Linked DNA regions of Homo sapiens: region 2 is linked to region 1. A link is a loop called in an ENCODE intact Hi-C map of the cell type or tissue named here. Cell type or tissue: heart right ventricle. All regions are shown on one strand.

Region 1 (8,000 bases):
GGGCCCTTTCCACTGGAGAAGTCTCCTCAGGTAGGTTCCTAGGCAAGCATCATGTTCGGCAGGGGGGCTGCCCTGCTGGGCAGAGGCACATTCTAGCACTTCCCACTAGGGTCTAAAGAGCTGGCACTAGCCTGTGCTATTTGTGAGTTTCCATCAGCGTTTTTTTCCCTGTTATCAACACTAAATAAAATAAACATTTGTCTGACTTGAGGTTTTTGGCTTTCACGGACTGTTTCCCATCTGTCTCTTTTCTCCTTCCCCCTGCCCTATTCCCTGACTCTCATTCTCAGCTCCTACCTTCCCCCCACACTACAACACCATTCCCACTCACCCCCCAACACACACATGTGCACGCGCACACACATGCTGGACTGTGTTCTTTGTTTCAGGAAGCACTTGTAGTCTCTTTCCTGTCTTCGCACTTCTTTGCTTTTTTTTTTTTTGCCCTTTTGTCCCATATCATACTCTTTTCTGAGTATCTTCGTATTCTGGCATCAAGCATGAGAATTCTAATGCCAACTCTGCTCTTGCTGTGTGACCTTGGACAAGGTGCAAAAAACCCTCTAAGCTTTTATTTTCTCTGAGTCGTAAATCCCCATTAGGTATTGAGGACATGGGCATGGAGATTTGTCCTGGAACCACTTCCTGCTGACCAACAGAGGTGGCGTGGTGTGAGGCACACCTGGTCTGGAAGTCCGAGTTCCAACCCCAGCATGGCTGCTCCCTGACTGTGTGGCCCTGCATAAGTCACTAGACCTCTCTGAGCTTCCAGTTTCTAATCTGTAAAGGGGAGGCCATTGTTCCTGCTAGCATTAGAGGACAGGACTGAAAGCTCTCTGCCTTCCTTTCTGGGAAGGAATATTTATGGGGTCCTGGCTGCACGTAGACACATGTGACATGAATGATCCCCATCAAACGGGCTCAGGAAAGGGAGGGTCTCTCTGAGGACACAGCCCCTGGCCTAACACCTTCCTGTGACCTGGTTCACACCACCTACTGGCCCAATCTGCCTGACTTGAAGAACTATGTAAACCCACAGTTCACAGCTATATAATTATTCTCTTTCTGATCATAGAGGTAGTTCATGTTTACTTTAGAAAATTGAAAAGATACAGTAGAGCATATTAAGGAAAATTAAAAATAGTCCATAATCCCTTCATCCAGAGATAACCAATACATTTTGGTTAATTTTCTTTCTTTCAGTTTATATATATTAACACACATAAGTACACATATTTTGAAATTATATACAGGAAGGATAACATATGGTGGTGAGATTTTCATAAGCCACATAGGCATGTATACAAAATATATAATTTTCATTATTTTTCTATCACTGAACTTCATTCCTCTCTTGAGCCTCATTCTCCCTGAAAGCAGAAATTTCCACTCTAGTCAATCCTGGATAAATTCAGTCACTTCAAGTTTTTTCTTTGGTAAATGCAGATTACAACTCAGTCAACTGAGAATTTTTCTCCCTCCATCTGGTCCTTCCTGAAAGGCTTGTCTAAGTTGCCGGTGAGGATGGGGTGGGGGGCTTTGGGCAGCAATGGAGAGTTGATGTCTGGTCAGCTGTCCTGCCCTGGCACTCGGCTGTGGTCATCACAGAACTCTCTATGGCCTTGCTGACCCAGGCCCCTCAGTCCACTCTGTGTCACCCTGCAGCATCCCCTCCTCATAGCCACAAGGCCTCTGCATGGGCCACCACCTCCTCTTTATGTGACCTCTCCACTAATACACACTCTGTTTAAAGGGCCAGAGAATTGAGCTGCCTCAGGTGTCACACAGGGTTGTGGGAGAGGTGAAGGAGCTGAGGTATGCAGAATAAGGGAAATATACTGGTTACTCCCTTACAAGGCCCATGCACTGTTATCAATACGTCTACCTCTCCATCTAGCTCCTCCCATCCCTATTTACTGATTATGGTAACAAACACTTCATTAGTGATTACTAGAGGCCACACATTGTTCTAGGTGCTCTGTGTGTAATAACTCACTTTGTCCTCGCAATAACCCTGTCAAGTATTGTGATTACCCCTATGTTACAGAAGGGGAAACTGAGGCCCAGAGAGCTTAGGCATCTCATCCCAAATCACAGAACCAGGATGCCCCAAACAGCAGAACTCAGCACCCACACTCCAGTCATGACCTCCAAGCCTCCCCAGTTTACGTGCCCTGCCTCCACAGACACACGCACACATGTGACATGCATGCACACACCACATTTCACATCCTGCTTTTTCATTTAAGATTATAGGACTACAGCATTGTTCTTAAATTAGGGTTCCAGTGAGGCCTGTGGGAAGGGTCGGAGTTGCAGATTCACTCATTTTCCCCTTGTTTGGCCAACCAATATGAAGCACCCACTTGCTGTTGGGGGCTGATGGTATGGAGCAAAATTAAGCATGATCCTCGCCCAGGCAAATCCATGCCTCTGAAGGGGTATCTGGGCATGGAGATAAATGAGGCCTCCCTGGTAATATGGGATGGGATGGTCATCGGGGCCTATCTCACAATGCTGGTGTGCAGATGAGATTAGATAAAGTATGTAAGTGCTCAGCTACGAGACTCCATGTGGCATTGGATAAATATCAGCTATTAACAGTATTTTAAAATGTCACCACCCCAATGAGCTGGAGCAAAGAAAAGAGCTCATGCTTCCCTGAACAGGCCGGATAGAGGGGTTACAAAGGGGGACATCGTGGGAGCCAGCACAGGAGCGCAGAAACTCCCAGACAAGGGACCCGCCCACAGCATGAGCAAGGCCGGCCAGAGAGCCCTCTGCAATGGGTGCCACAGCACCCAAAATCCACTACCATTTGCCAGCTCCCCTCAATGTTAAAATGCAAATGTTCCCCAAAGGGTGGCCCATCAAGGAATCCAAGAAAATCATCTCAGGGCACATGGCATCTTCCCCACTCTCCTCCTGAGACACTGAAGGGAAAGGGACTCGCGTCTCCCGGTTCCCAGACCCATCGCATCGCCTCCATTCTTGGCTCATGCATGCTTTCCTTCATCCATGTAATCCACAAACATTTTGGGAAACTGAAAATGAATGGGCTGTAGAATTTGCCCTCCAGGATCTCATGGTCTGGAGAAGGCAAAGGGCCCCAGAGGCCTGTCCCATGGTACTCCCTTCGGTCACTTCACACCCAGTGGCCTAGGATGCTGAAGGAGCCCAGGGTAGGGGAGAGGTCTCCTCCTTAAAGATGGGCTCCAACGTGGCCTGACTGGGGAAGCTTCTGGGACCAAGGCACAGAGGAGGGAAGGCAGGGACTGAGATGGAGAAGATCAGCCTGGAGCATGGAAAGAGCAGTGAGGACCTCGGCTAGGGGGGCAGTGTGGAGAGCCAAGAAAGCCATGCAGAGTTGTCCCATCAAATTTTCAAGCAAGAGAAAGAGGATGATTGAGTAGTCACGGGCATTGGAGAGAGGCTCTGCCAGGAGGGGAGTCTGCCAGGAGAGGACAGTGGATAGGCACCGAGGACTGCCACCTCTCCCACCTTCTGGGCTCCAGGTATCTACAGATAACACTGCTCATCCACACAAGGGACCAGAACAGAGGGCTGAGACCCTGTCCCCCACAAAGACCTCAAGCTGGGTAGTATACAGGGCCCTCGTTCCTTATCACATAGTCCCTTATATCCCTGCCAACTCTTCTGAGACACCCTGCCCCTGGTACCTGGACCCTATTTGTGGGCACCCTAGCTAACATAAACCCACCTGGCATCTATACATGTAGCACCTACACTGAGCTGAGCCAGCTCCACCTCAGTAAGATGCATTGCACTCCTAGGGAGTCAGGGAGTGGAGGGGGCAGGGGCATGGAGGTTGCTGTGGGACCAGAAGACCTAGGACCCCCTCCTGTGCTGTTAAGGTGGGAACTGGGCTCTGGACCCCAACTGCCTGGCTTCAAACCTGGCTCAGCCACACATGGCTGATTGACTGAGAAGTTCTCAACCTCATAGCACCTCCATTGTCTCAATCTTAACTGACAGTCAAGATCCCCATCTCGCAGGGATGTGGAGTGACTCTCTTGGGTGATGGGAGTTGTAGAACACAGGCCAGCAAGGTCTCTGCGCCGAGCCTCCATCCCTGTGCAGCATGAATGGAGACGGTGCACCTGGTCATGCCTCCTAAAGGATGACACTTCCATGCAGGTCCCCTCCCTAGAGGCGGCTAACAGGCATTGGTGTGAGTTCCCAGCCCAGCCCACACAACTAGGAGGAGTTGGTCCCCTGTGTGGATTAGGGGGCGCTAACAACCATGCTCCTGTTTTTAAGCCAGGGCCATGCAGACAGAGGTCATTTGCTGGGTCCCTTCAGGCCTCCATGAAGTTGGTCTTCCTGCTGCTGAGAAGTGCTTGACACAGAATGCCTGGAACCCCGCCAGACGCTCAGACTGAGCCTGCTTGGCACCAGCACCTGGGAAAGAAAGCCACAGAGCGGAGACAGTTCCCAGAAACTGGAGACCCAGGGCTTCTGATAAGGCCAGGCTGCTTTCCTGAGCCTGCCAGCCAGCCCCAAAACACACACAGGCAGGGGAGAGGGCACTGTTTGTGGCACGTCCAGGCCAAGAGAGGCCATCTCAGAGCCCCTGAGAACGGATGTGTCGACACTGGGGAGGCACAAGCCAGCTCCCTGCCTTCCCACAGTAGCTTGGGACTGTGCAGGGCTCTGGGGCATTGGCCAAGACTCACCCAGGACAAGGGAGCTCCATGGCAGGGGAGCAGGGGGGAGCTGCCCCTGCCTGTCCACAGAGCCAGCTCCCATCCCACGTCTTTGTCCTCAGAGCAACTGCTTGTGGGAAGCTGGCCACAGATCAGCATCCCTGGGCAACACCCAAGGAAATGGAGGCTCAGAGAAGGAGGGCAAATTGCTCAAGGTCACACCAGTAACAAGCCAGGACTCAAGGCTGGTCTCCAGCTTCACCCCTCAATGACTTCCTCCTTGTCTCGTGGCCAACCCCTTCTAGTCCTCCTGACCTGGTGTTAAGGCCACCGAGAGCTTTATGTGATTTGCTGAGATGAGTGGGATGAGCACCTGAGAGTGACGAAGAGGACATGAGTTCCAGTCCTGGTTATGCCACTGAGCAGCTGCACAGCCCTGGGCAAGTTTATTTCCCTCTCTGGTCTGTCTCTGTTACATAGGAATGATACCAGGCACCAACCACACTGACTGGGCTGCGGCAGAGCGCAGGAGCCCAGGTACAGACCGGCCTGGCCACCATCACTTCCTCGTGCTCGGTGTTCAGATACAGAACCAGCTGGGGATGACGTCAAGCTCATATTTCCTCTGCAGGCCACAGTGAGCCCAGCCACCCATCTTTCTGTGTATCCGTTTTGTTGCCTGTAGATGGTCTCAGTGAAGCTCAGGAGGTAGCATGTGTGAAATGCCCTCGGGAGGGGTAGCTGTTAGCATACACATTGCCCCATTTGAGATGGCTGAGTAATCGCATTTGATTTCTCCAGGTCATAAGTATGACAAACATCGCATGGTACCATGTTTAATATTTAAAAGGTTGTCCTGGGCTGAGACCACCCCATACCCAGCCCCTGAGCTAGGTGAGGTAAGTGAGGGGGTGGGTAAGGTAAACAGAATCATCTTCAGTTTTCTCCACTTATAAAACTGAACACAAAGACCTACACCACCAGAGATGACTGAGCAAGCCTTGAAACCAGGATCCCAGTGCCTCAGAGTACACGGGGAGGACCCAGGGGTGCACCAGCTTCACACCCACAGGCAGAGGTACCCAGGGGTGCACTGTCTTGACATCCACAGGAAGGAGTGCCCAGGGGTGCCCCAACCTCACATCCACAGGAAGGGGGACTCAGGAGTTCACGAGCTTCGCGCCCACAGGGAGGGACCCCCAGGAGGGAGTGAACTGGCTTCATGCACACTGGCTGCTGGAAAGGGGAGTTCTTCAGAGCAGCTTCACAATGAGCTAATCTGGAGAGGGAGAACTACCAAATCCCCCAAAGTCGAACAGGCAGGCCCAGTCAAAGCCCCTCCCCCAGCCCCCAGTGGCTCAAGCCCGACTGGCAGCCATGGAAACGGGGCAGGAATGTTTCCCGGCTGCAGGCTCTGGCCGGGAAGCCTGAGACTGCCCTGCCGCCCCCGCAACATCCAGCCAGGTGGGGTCGATCACGGATGCTGTGAAGAGGCCCAGCTGGGCCCTCCCTTGTCTCCCTAGGTGGAAATCAGGCCTGTTATTGCCCTGGATCGTGTCTGGTATTTTGATACCGTGAGAGATCTTGCGGGAGGAGAACAGGAGAGAGCTGGGGAGGGACTCAGCGAACCTGGGAGTGGTGGGTGGAGCTAGGCAGTTCATTGGCCTCTAGGTGTGTCAATCACCGCTCCTCTGCAATGATGAGCAGAGAAGCGGCAGAAAGGAGGGCAGGCACCTAGGAGGCATCTTAAGAAAAAGACCTGCTTCTGGGAGCTGTCGGGAAGATCAGAAGGGATGCGGACAGGCTCTGGAGAGAGGATGTGAGCAAATGCATGGTCGCTGTTCCTAGACCTGCCCGAAATGAAACGTTAGTACAGAAGCCTTCCCCAGCATGAGGTAGCTTTGCCAGCCACGCCATCGCTGCGGTGAGGCATCCCTGGGACTGGCCCCCTCCCTTACCCAGGGGCTCTAGCCAGCGACCTAGGAGTCCTCTGACACCCCGTCTTCCTCACCTGCCTGCCACAGCCAACATTCCATCAAGCACTGATGAATTCTCCTATTCTCTGTCTCTGGACTCCATCCAGTTTCCCCGGCCTCACTGCCACCCTCCCAGCCCACACCACACCATCTCCTACCTGAACACGGCCCTCACTTTGAACCTTCTTGGATTTCCCCCAAGACTTCTATAATCCATCTCACTCCCCTATTCCACAGGCGCTCCCCACTGCTGTTCCATAAGGGCAGGGGCGGTATTCATTCTCCTCACTCCAGGGTCCCCCAAGACTAAGCGCATTGCCCAATATCCTAGGAGGCATTGCAAGAAAGAATTTGCTGAACAAGAATTTGTTAAATGAATGAAAGGAAAGCAGGAAGGGAGAAAAGAAAGGAGCAAGGGCTCCTTGCCGAAGGGAAGTTAGACCTCCAAAGAGCAGAGTAAAGGGAGCCGGGAGGGTTGGTGAGCGCCGGGACAGCCACAACAATTTGTTCCCCCCCTTTTACCCCAGGGGGTTAAAATCTTGCTGCACCAGGATGGGGTTGTCCTTTCTCAGAGCCTGGGAATGAAACATGATAAGGGGTCTCCAAGGTCACCCAGTCCCTTCTCCTTCCGTGGGAGCCTCTCTGCAGAGCCTAGATGGGCAGTTAGGTCTTCTGCTCAGCCACCTCCAGTGACAAGGTAGTCACTCCCCATCATGATCACCCATGTGAAGTAGCCTCTGCCTCCCCAGAACTGGAACCATCCCAAAGAGAAGGATTAGGAGCATGGGCAAAGTCCAGCAATGCACTCAGCCACCCGGTATCCTCAGGGTGGAAACCAGCTCTCCAGCCCCCGGGTCTCCTCCCCTTGGAGAACCCTTGCACTGCTCTATCAGGAATCGGCATTCCCTCCCCACTCAGCCTGGCTGTCTGCTCTGGCCTCGCACCAGTCGCTTAATGCCACTCCTTGAGTTTGGAGCCCAGAACTAAACACGCCTCTCCCAGGAGTCTTGAAGGGAAACCAGCCAAATGTGAAGGAAGCTGAAGAGGACAATGAATGTGCCCATGCTCATTCCAGGGATGGACTTCATTAGCTGGAGAAAGAGATATTTTCTAGAGCTGCCACTGGGCTTGGCGAAGGCCAGTCTCAGGCAGGGGTTGGGGCTTGTCCCATGCCCCATACTAAGGATCTATCATCTTGATTTTCCAAGCCCACCATCAAGGTCCATCTGGAAAGAATGGAGAAAAGCCTGAACTAGGAACGTGTTATGACCCCACCTGTTTCTCTTCCGTCCCTGAAAGCAGCGCCTCTACCCCACATTCCCTCCCATGAAAACAGACTCTCAGGAGAGACGATGGA
Region 2 (8,000 bases), 200 kb after region 1:
AAATTAATCCCATTTTTCCCCTGAATGGAGGTATTTCTCAGCAGGAAGCAGTATGTCCATGCAGAAGGACTTTCCTCATTTACAGGGTTACAACCCTTCCACTCTGGGGAAGGGAGGCCACAAGAAGGTGAGGTATAGGCTAAAAGGAAACAGGTCCTGGAATGTTGAGGCCAATGGGGACCCTCCCTAATGTAGGAAACCCTTCAATGGCAAAGGGGATCACAATCTGAAGCTCCTGCCTGCACACTTCCATTGGCCAGGATGCCTCCTCTCCCCTGGGGTTCTACCCAGCTCTGAACCCTGAAACCATGTAGACATCAACTCTGAATAAACAGGACAGATTCTATCTTTCAGACTTGTCACCGTCCTCTTTCCCATCTCAGGACACACACCTGAGTCTGTCAACTTTCAAGTCTAGTCTATGGTGTCCAAGACTGGATCCATTACTTTTGTCACTCACCAGCTTGGATCCTAAGCACCCAGTGGGTTCACCGCTCCCAGGACCAGGATGCCACTGGATTATGGGAGCTCATAAACACTTTCAGCAGTTCACTGTGACCCCTGACAGGCTTCTAGTTCTGCTTCCAAATAGTCAGAGCTTCCCAAACATTAGCATGTATTAGAATTACCCGGACAACCTTCTCGTACAGATTGCTGGGCCCTACCTCCAGATTCTGATTTAGCAAGTCTGGGCAGAGCCAGGGAATTGGCATTTCTAGCAAGCTCTTAGGTGATGCTGATGCTGCCAGCCCACAAACCTGGCTTTGAGTAGCACTGATGTCGGAGATCTATGTTATTACCACCATCGCCACCCCACCATTGCAGAGGAGGAAGCTGGGGCCCAGGGGGGCAGGAAGTAGGACAAACAGCATCAGCAGCACAACCTCCTGGGCCTTCCTCCCATGCCCACTCTGGGAGACCCATCCTTTCCCAAGACATTGCTGGCAGGCTCCAGACTCCCAGCAAGGAAGATGTGTGAGTCAGCCCATTTACCCAGTTTTTGTTCAATTAATTTCAAGAGGTATTAAAAAGGAAAACTTTCGTAAAGAAAGGAAAAGCCTGTTCATTTTCATGGCCAGCACTTGGAGAAACAGTTCTTCTGGAGCCTAGGCAATCGTTTGTAGAGTCTATTATAAAGGGAAACCTAAATCACATTTATGGCTCATACTGTAAGGCAAATGTAGGTATTAAAATTGTTCCTTTTAAATGATAAACACCCGCTGAAATGGTGCAATAGAGCTGCATCAGAGACTGTTTTCACCCAAAAGAAACTGACTCAGGAAAGGCAGTAAATAGGGAATTTGACTGCAGTCCCCATAACTGCTGTTTACTGTAAGGAGTGGGGAGGAGGGGCCATGGAGAAAAATTAGCGCGTGGAGACCATGTTTGTTTTTAGCCACTTTAGCAACTTAACTTTGCATGGCTCTGTCTTCTCCCAGATCTGAGTGCAACAATTTCTCCCCGAAAGGGACATGGCTCCTTGTGGGGTGGGTATTTTTGGTTTCTTCTAGCCTGGTTTCAGATAGCTGGGCTTTCGTTTTACTGTGCATATCACAATCGTTGTGGTTTTGCTTTTGAGAGAGAAGTAATAGAAAAAATAGTTAATCACCCATTCATAATCTCTTAAACATTATTTTTAAGCTGATAGTAGCAAAACAAAATGCAATCTTTCTAACATCTTCAAGCAATTACTTGTCATTTTTCTGGTTTTCATAATAAAAGGAAATTAGTTTGGGGGAGGTGGAGTGGGGGACAAACTCCTGACTTTGAGTTTTGGGAAGATGAAGAACAGACTTAGAGTAAATCCTACCCGGGTTTTCCTGATGAAAATGAAAGCAGGAGCCAAGCAAGGGCAAGGGGTGCAATTGGGGGATGGGGCTTCTCCTGGCCCTACCCCTGACAATATGATATAATTCAGAGCTGCCTCTGCCTGAAGAAATTTGGGGAACATACAGACCTCTCTCATCTACCCCAACAAAGCTCAATAAATGAAGAGTCACAGCCAGAGCCAAATTTAGGTCCTCTGAGCATCCGCCATGAGGGATGAATTCACCGTGAGGGGTGAATCTACGGATGGATGGATGGATGGGTGGGTGGATGGATGGATGGATGGATGGGTGGATGGGTGGATGGGTGGATGGGTGGATGGGTGGGTGGGTGGGTGGATGTGTGGATGGATGAGTGGGTAGATGGATGGGTGGGTGGGCGTATGGGTGGATGGGTGGGTGGGTGGGCATATGGGTGGATAGGTGGGTGGATGGGTGGATGGATGGATGAAAATAACCACTGTTTCTTGAGATTTCTTCCATGCTGAGTAAGACGTCTCAAAGTCTAAGTGTGGAAGAACCAGTTTGTTTCATTTCCAATCAGTTTATTTTCCAATTTGTTGGAAATGCTTTCATGAAATAAGCTAAAATGTCACCATCTTGTCAAGCTGCTGTACAAGTATTCTCACTCTCCATTTCTATTATGACCAGTCTGCGGATGGCACCAGTCCTGGGCCCCACTTGGAACAGAACTGTTCTCAGGCTGGCTGCTAGGCACATCACACACATTCATTCACCGTCTTGCAGTCACTCTCTCAGATGGGTGCTTTTATACCCACTTTCTGGATGGGAAACCTGAGGCTCAGGGAGAGTTTGTGAGTTGCCCAAATTCCAAAGCTGATGGCTATAGAGCTAAACTTTAAATTCAGATCTCTTGGGCTCCAAACCTGTATAGTTTCCTGATGCTGGGCTCTAGAACCAGTCTCAAAGGACATGTAGTGGAGGGATGCCCTCCCAGTTGGAACCTAGGGAGGGTTCCTCCAAGGCCTCGGGTCAGGAGCTAGGAGGGGAAGGAGATGCTTGGTGGAGGTCAGGCACCCAAAAAAACAGAAGCAGGAGTGCAGTGGGAGGTTCAGAGAGCCATGGGCCAAGCTAGAGCTGGGCAGGGAGAGGAGATGGAGGGAGCCTGGCCCTGTGGCTACTCTCTGGGGAAGCAGGGTGAGAAGCAGCCCTTGGCCCAGAGCAGAATGATGAGAAAAGTCGGCCACCCAGCTCTCTGCACCTTGATCTTCACTCTAGAGCCTGGGCTTCCCATTTTGTAGAGCAGTGACTGGCATTTTTTAAAAAATGTAAATCTGCCAGAAGACACTCCCATCAGGGTATTTCTTCCTTTAAAAGAGTTTAAGGGACTAGAGGGGTCAGAGCACTCTCATTTCCTGCTGAGCTGCTTCTGTGAAGCTTTGAACACCAAGGATGGAGGGCACAGGGCCGGATGTTCAGAGAGGCCCAGAATGAAAGGGAGGATCAGACAGGGCCATGCCAGCTGCCGTAGCTGGGCCTGGCCGTGCTCTCTGGGGCCGTGCTCTCTGGGGCAAGGCTCACTTGGAGGTACAGAGGCCTCAAACTAGGCCCACATACAGAATCAGGCCTGGGAAATGAGAGTTAACATCTCACTGTGTGTCCTAGGGACCACCTGCCCAGCTCTGTCGTTCAAGATTCTATAGGGAGAGGCTCCACAGATCCTGAGAGCAGGGCCTTCCACTCCCACTCCCACGCCCACCCACATCCTGACACCCAGGAAATTGCCCTGGTCTGAAAGTCCAGAAATCACTCCCATTGTCTCATCTTAGAGTAGTTCCATAGGCAGTGAGGCTGCTCTGCCAGGCTCTATGCTGTGGTTGGGGTGAGGCCCCTCAGACCAGGCCTGGTACTAGAGTAGGTGAGACACAGGTGCCTTAAGAGAGGAAAGCCAGTGTTACGGGTGCCCAGAGGACTCTAACCCAGCTGGAGAGAGGGATGGTCAGGGACGGCTTCCTGGAGGAAGGTGGAGTGGGGGAAGCAGGCCTACCTGAAGCTAGCCTTTCCTAGGGGAAGGAGGAAGGGTTGCATTTTAGGTACACACACACACACACACACACACACACACACACACACTACCACCACCACCACAACCACCACAACTTTGAATGAAAGTCTCCTTTTTCTTCTCCTGGTGAAGAGAAAAAGAATAATTTTCATAACTTTTTGGAGCTGTAGACTAAGCCCTTTACTTCCCAAGTAGGGAAACTGAGGCTCAGAGAGATGAGGTGCTGCACCCACGGTCACACAGCAAGCAGGGCGTGGGGCCAGAAGTCTCCCCGCCACTGTGATTCAAGTTGTGCCTCCCCAGCCAGGCATTACCACGCAGAAGGGAGAGAAAGGCCTCTGGAGGAAGTGGAGGCACGGCTCCCCCTCCCCTGGCTGTTCCCAGGAGAGAAGGAGCTGGGGGAGCAGCCAGTCCTGCGTGGTCCCCAGGGAGCATATTTGCCAAGTGAGACAGCAGGGAGGCAGAGCAGAAGCAGCAGTCACAATATTAAGGTCCCTCACGGTAAACAGGAGCTCTGTTGTTCCAACATCCCCTGCCACTCACCTGCCCCTCCCAGAACCACCCCTGGTGGGGAGAAGGGCTCTACCTCCTCCCACTGGGCTCTCCTTCCCCCTCCAGAAATCCCAGCACATACATAGCTCCCTCCTCAAGAGCTGGCAGCTCTGAGGCCTCAGAGGTGGGAGGGAGATGGGTGGGCAGACTGGCTGGACTTTGGCATTGGGCCCAGCCGCTCTACCCAGGATACCCCACTTCCTTATCTGCTCTGTAGCCTTGGGAGAGTTGGTGACCACAGCAACAATAATAACAATAATGACAGCAAACACTCACACAGGCCTTAGGGGAAGCTGGGCACCCATCCTAAGCAATCTCAGATGTGGATTCACATGATCTCCACTACAACCCGGCCAAGCAAAGGCTGACAACATCCCCACTGCACAGAGGAGGACACTGAGGCTCAGAGAGGGGAAGATACTTGCCCCAGGTCACAGAGCTGGGGAGTGGCAGAGCTGGGAATTGAACCCAGGCATTTCTCCTCTCTTAGCCTTGGCTGTGAGGCTGGGGAGGTAAAGAGCCTGATCCAGACACTCTACACCCTCCGGGGTACTGAGGCAGGGAGAGACAGTCACAGCTGTGCCAGGAACAGAGAGAAGTGGAGGGCCCGGATGGTGGGGCAGCCTGCAGATGGGACCCTGCAGAGGAAGGGCCTGGGCTGTAGGGCACCCAGAGGAAAGAGCGTGAATCCAGAGGGATTCTGAGACACAGGCCAGGTCAGGGGGCAAACAGGGGGTCTCCGATTCAGAGCGACAGCGAGAGGGCATTTCAGGCACAAGTGACAGCAAAGGCTTGGAGATGGAATGTTCCATCGCACAGAATGCTTTATCTTTGGATAAAGCATTATCCAAATGAGGGCCAGGTGCTAGGATGCCAGGATGGGGGCAATGACGCTGAAGAGGTAATGAAAGTACTGGCCATACTTCCAGAACATGCACAGGGCAGGTGCTGGACAGGTACTGGGTAACCGGCACAGCGTTACCCAGCCCTCATCACAGACTAGGGTGGAGAATGGATTCTCACCCATCTTTCAGGGAGAAGCTCCAAGCTCAGAGAGGTGAGTGCCTCGCCCCAGGCCAGCTGCAGAGCTGGTCAGGGTAGAGCAGGGTTTGGGTCCAGGCGATCAAGCCCCAGTCCTGCTCTCTCTTCCGCACTATCCCATCCCCACACCAAGGGCAGCACCGAAGAACATAGGTTGGAGAAGCAGAAACCGAGGTGCAGAGGAAAGGAAGGGGCGAGGACAAGGGCACAGCAACATGAGGCCACACCAGGACTCAGTCCCTGCTCCGGCCTCCCATCTTGGGAAAAGGGGTAGGGCTCCCTAGAGGCCCACTGTGGTCCATGTGCCAGTGTGAGGTGATGGGGAGGGTGCGGGGAGCAGGCCAGTCACAAGCAGCTGGGCCCACTGTTAATGTCATTCCTGGGGTGATGATGAGTGATGCAAAGACCCAGGCAGTGGCTTGAAAAGATGATCCCATCCCTGCAGAACTGCCCCTGTAGGGAGAGAAAGGGTCCCTGTCCCATGTCAAGCAGGGAAGCTGTATCATTCATTCAGCTGACATTGTCTGAGGCCCTGCTCTGAGCTGGCCCTGGGCCCACCAGCTATGCAGCCTTATCCAAGCTCTTCCCCTCTCTGGGCTTCATGAAAGGGCTGGACCAGATCCTCTCATTGATGCATACATATGTGCATTCTCTCCTTCCTTCATTCATTCACCAAGGGCAATATGGACCACAAAACCCAGGCCCTACTCTCAAGATACCCAAGGCTCCCTTTCAGCACCAAGAGTTCAGGTTTCCCAGTGCACTGAATACAGCCCAGCCTGCAGGTCCAGAGACAGAGACCTGGGTTTCTGTTCTGCCTGCCCTTGACTTCCCACATGACCTTGTTTTATTCTCACATTCCACAGACATTTACTGCACGCCTATTACGTGCCAGTCCTGGGCCCTGGGGCAAGCGTTAGTCCACAGAACAGTCACAGGTCCTGCCTTCCAAGAGCCTTCGCTGACTGGGGAGACAGACTACACAAAAAGAAACAAGTAGCCTCCCTGCTGAACCTCAGTTTCCCCAACCTTACAGTGAAATAATGTCAGGTGGGGCTGATGAAGCATGTACTATGTGGCAGAACAAGATGACACCAGCAGCCAGTGACCCTCTATGCCTCTAACTTGATGTGGAACCTCAGGAAAGACCCTTCACTCCTCTGGACTGCGGTTTTCTTATCTGGCAAAATGCGCATGTTGCATTTCTGTATCCAGCTAAAAAATATGTCATCTATTCTTCATCACCTAAAAGCAAACATGGATTTGAGTACAGGAGGTCTGAACCCTGCCCACAAACTCTTTCATTGATCCCTCCAGTCTCATCTCAGCTGCTCATCTGTGATCCCCAAATCTGAGCCCTCACTACTCCCTCTGATCACTCCTGCCTCTGGACGTTCATGCATGCTGGTTTTCCCAGCCGGAATGCCCGTCCTTCAGCTCTTTTCTCTGCCTGGGTGATCCTTTAAGGTCCAGCTCCGAGGCAACCTCCTCAGTTAACTTTCCCAGCTCCCACTTTACCCCAGACAGAAAGAGATTCCTCCCTGGTGGTTGGTCAATTTGTTTTCGCTTATTTTGAAATAAAAGTTTTAAAAATGCCTATGATAAAAATTTTGAACTGTTCATAAAGATGTAAAATAAAAAGATCTCTCCTTCCAAACCTCTCTCAATAACAAAACTATCTCCTGCTAATATTTTGTGTTCTTCCAGAATATAAAGACATATATGTGCATATACAGTAATAATAACAGCCAAAGAGGTCTTATTCTGGCCCCAGCTCTTTTCATGCTCTCTCTATATATTAATGCATGAGATATCACAGCAACTCTATGATGAGACGCTATTATTAGTTCCAGTTTACAGCCTAGGTAATGACTCCCAGAGAGGTTAAGTGACTTGCCCAAGTCACACAGTGGGTAAGTGGCAGAGCCAGCGTTCACATCAACCCATGCTTTCACTTGTCTTTTATACACAAAATGTGTTCATACACACTGCTCTGCTCCTTGCTTTATTTTGCTGAAAATGCATCTCTGAATCTCTCCATATCAGCACATATCTCCATATCTGCCCCATTCTCTCCTAGAGCCGTTGGCATGGAAGCACCATGTCTCACATACTTACGCCCTTCTGATGGACATTTTGGGGTTTCTAGTTGCTGCTGCAAACAATTTTGTAACCCTCAGGCTTGCATCTGTATCCTGATGCACTTCTGCAAACTCATCTGTGGAATGTGGCCCTGGAATACCTGGGCCAAAGAGCATGAAATTTTCAAGTTTTGATAGATGTCGGGGGTGGGGGGCAGGTTTGCATTCTCACCAAGGCTGATGTGCCCATGGTGTGCGTACCCACTTCTAGGATGCCCAGGTTGGGTGTTGGCCCATCAGGGTCCCCTCCCCAAGCTGAGCTCACTCATGGAGGAGCTAGCACTTGTTCTCCTCCAGAACACATGGATGGAGCTGTGGAAGTGTTTGAAGGAAGATGAGGACCTTTTAAGGAGAACCATCTGGAGTCAGTTTCATGCAACAAATGGCAAGAATTTTTTTGGCACCTACTATATG

What was found. Hi-C counts contacts between places; a loop is a spot of excess contacts. Peaks named below come from ENCODE experiments on the same cell type or tissue, not always from the same donor. Only the 100,000 strongest peaks of a DNase experiment are listed, where the experiment ranks them.
Region 2: a loop joins it to region 1, with 2.3 times the contacts of the local background. A loop is called at or near these places in 6 of 110 quality-filtered maps.

What each region holds. Positions count from the first base shown.
Region 1 is chr10:78,405,501-78,413,500 of GRCh38, reverse strand. No RefSeq gene overlaps it. Among named protein-coding and RNA genes, the nearest start is that of LINC00595, 140 kb to the right of the region's middle. RefSeq lists enhancers at 3,890-4,701, 5,514-6,325, 6,175-6,469. In heart right ventricle, a CTCF peak has its summit at 4,296; DNase peaks (open chromatin) are centred at 4,390, 5,320, 6,330 and 7,510; H3K4me3 peaks cover 879 bases; H3K27ac peaks cover 3,280 bases.
Region 2 is chr10:78,200,916-78,208,915 of GRCh38, reverse strand. No RefSeq gene overlaps it. Among named protein-coding and RNA genes, the nearest start is that of LINC00856, 44 kb to the left of the region's middle. RefSeq lists an enhancer at 5,155-5,654. In heart right ventricle, no CTCF peak of the experiment used is centred here; a DNase peak (open chromatin) is centred at 4,605.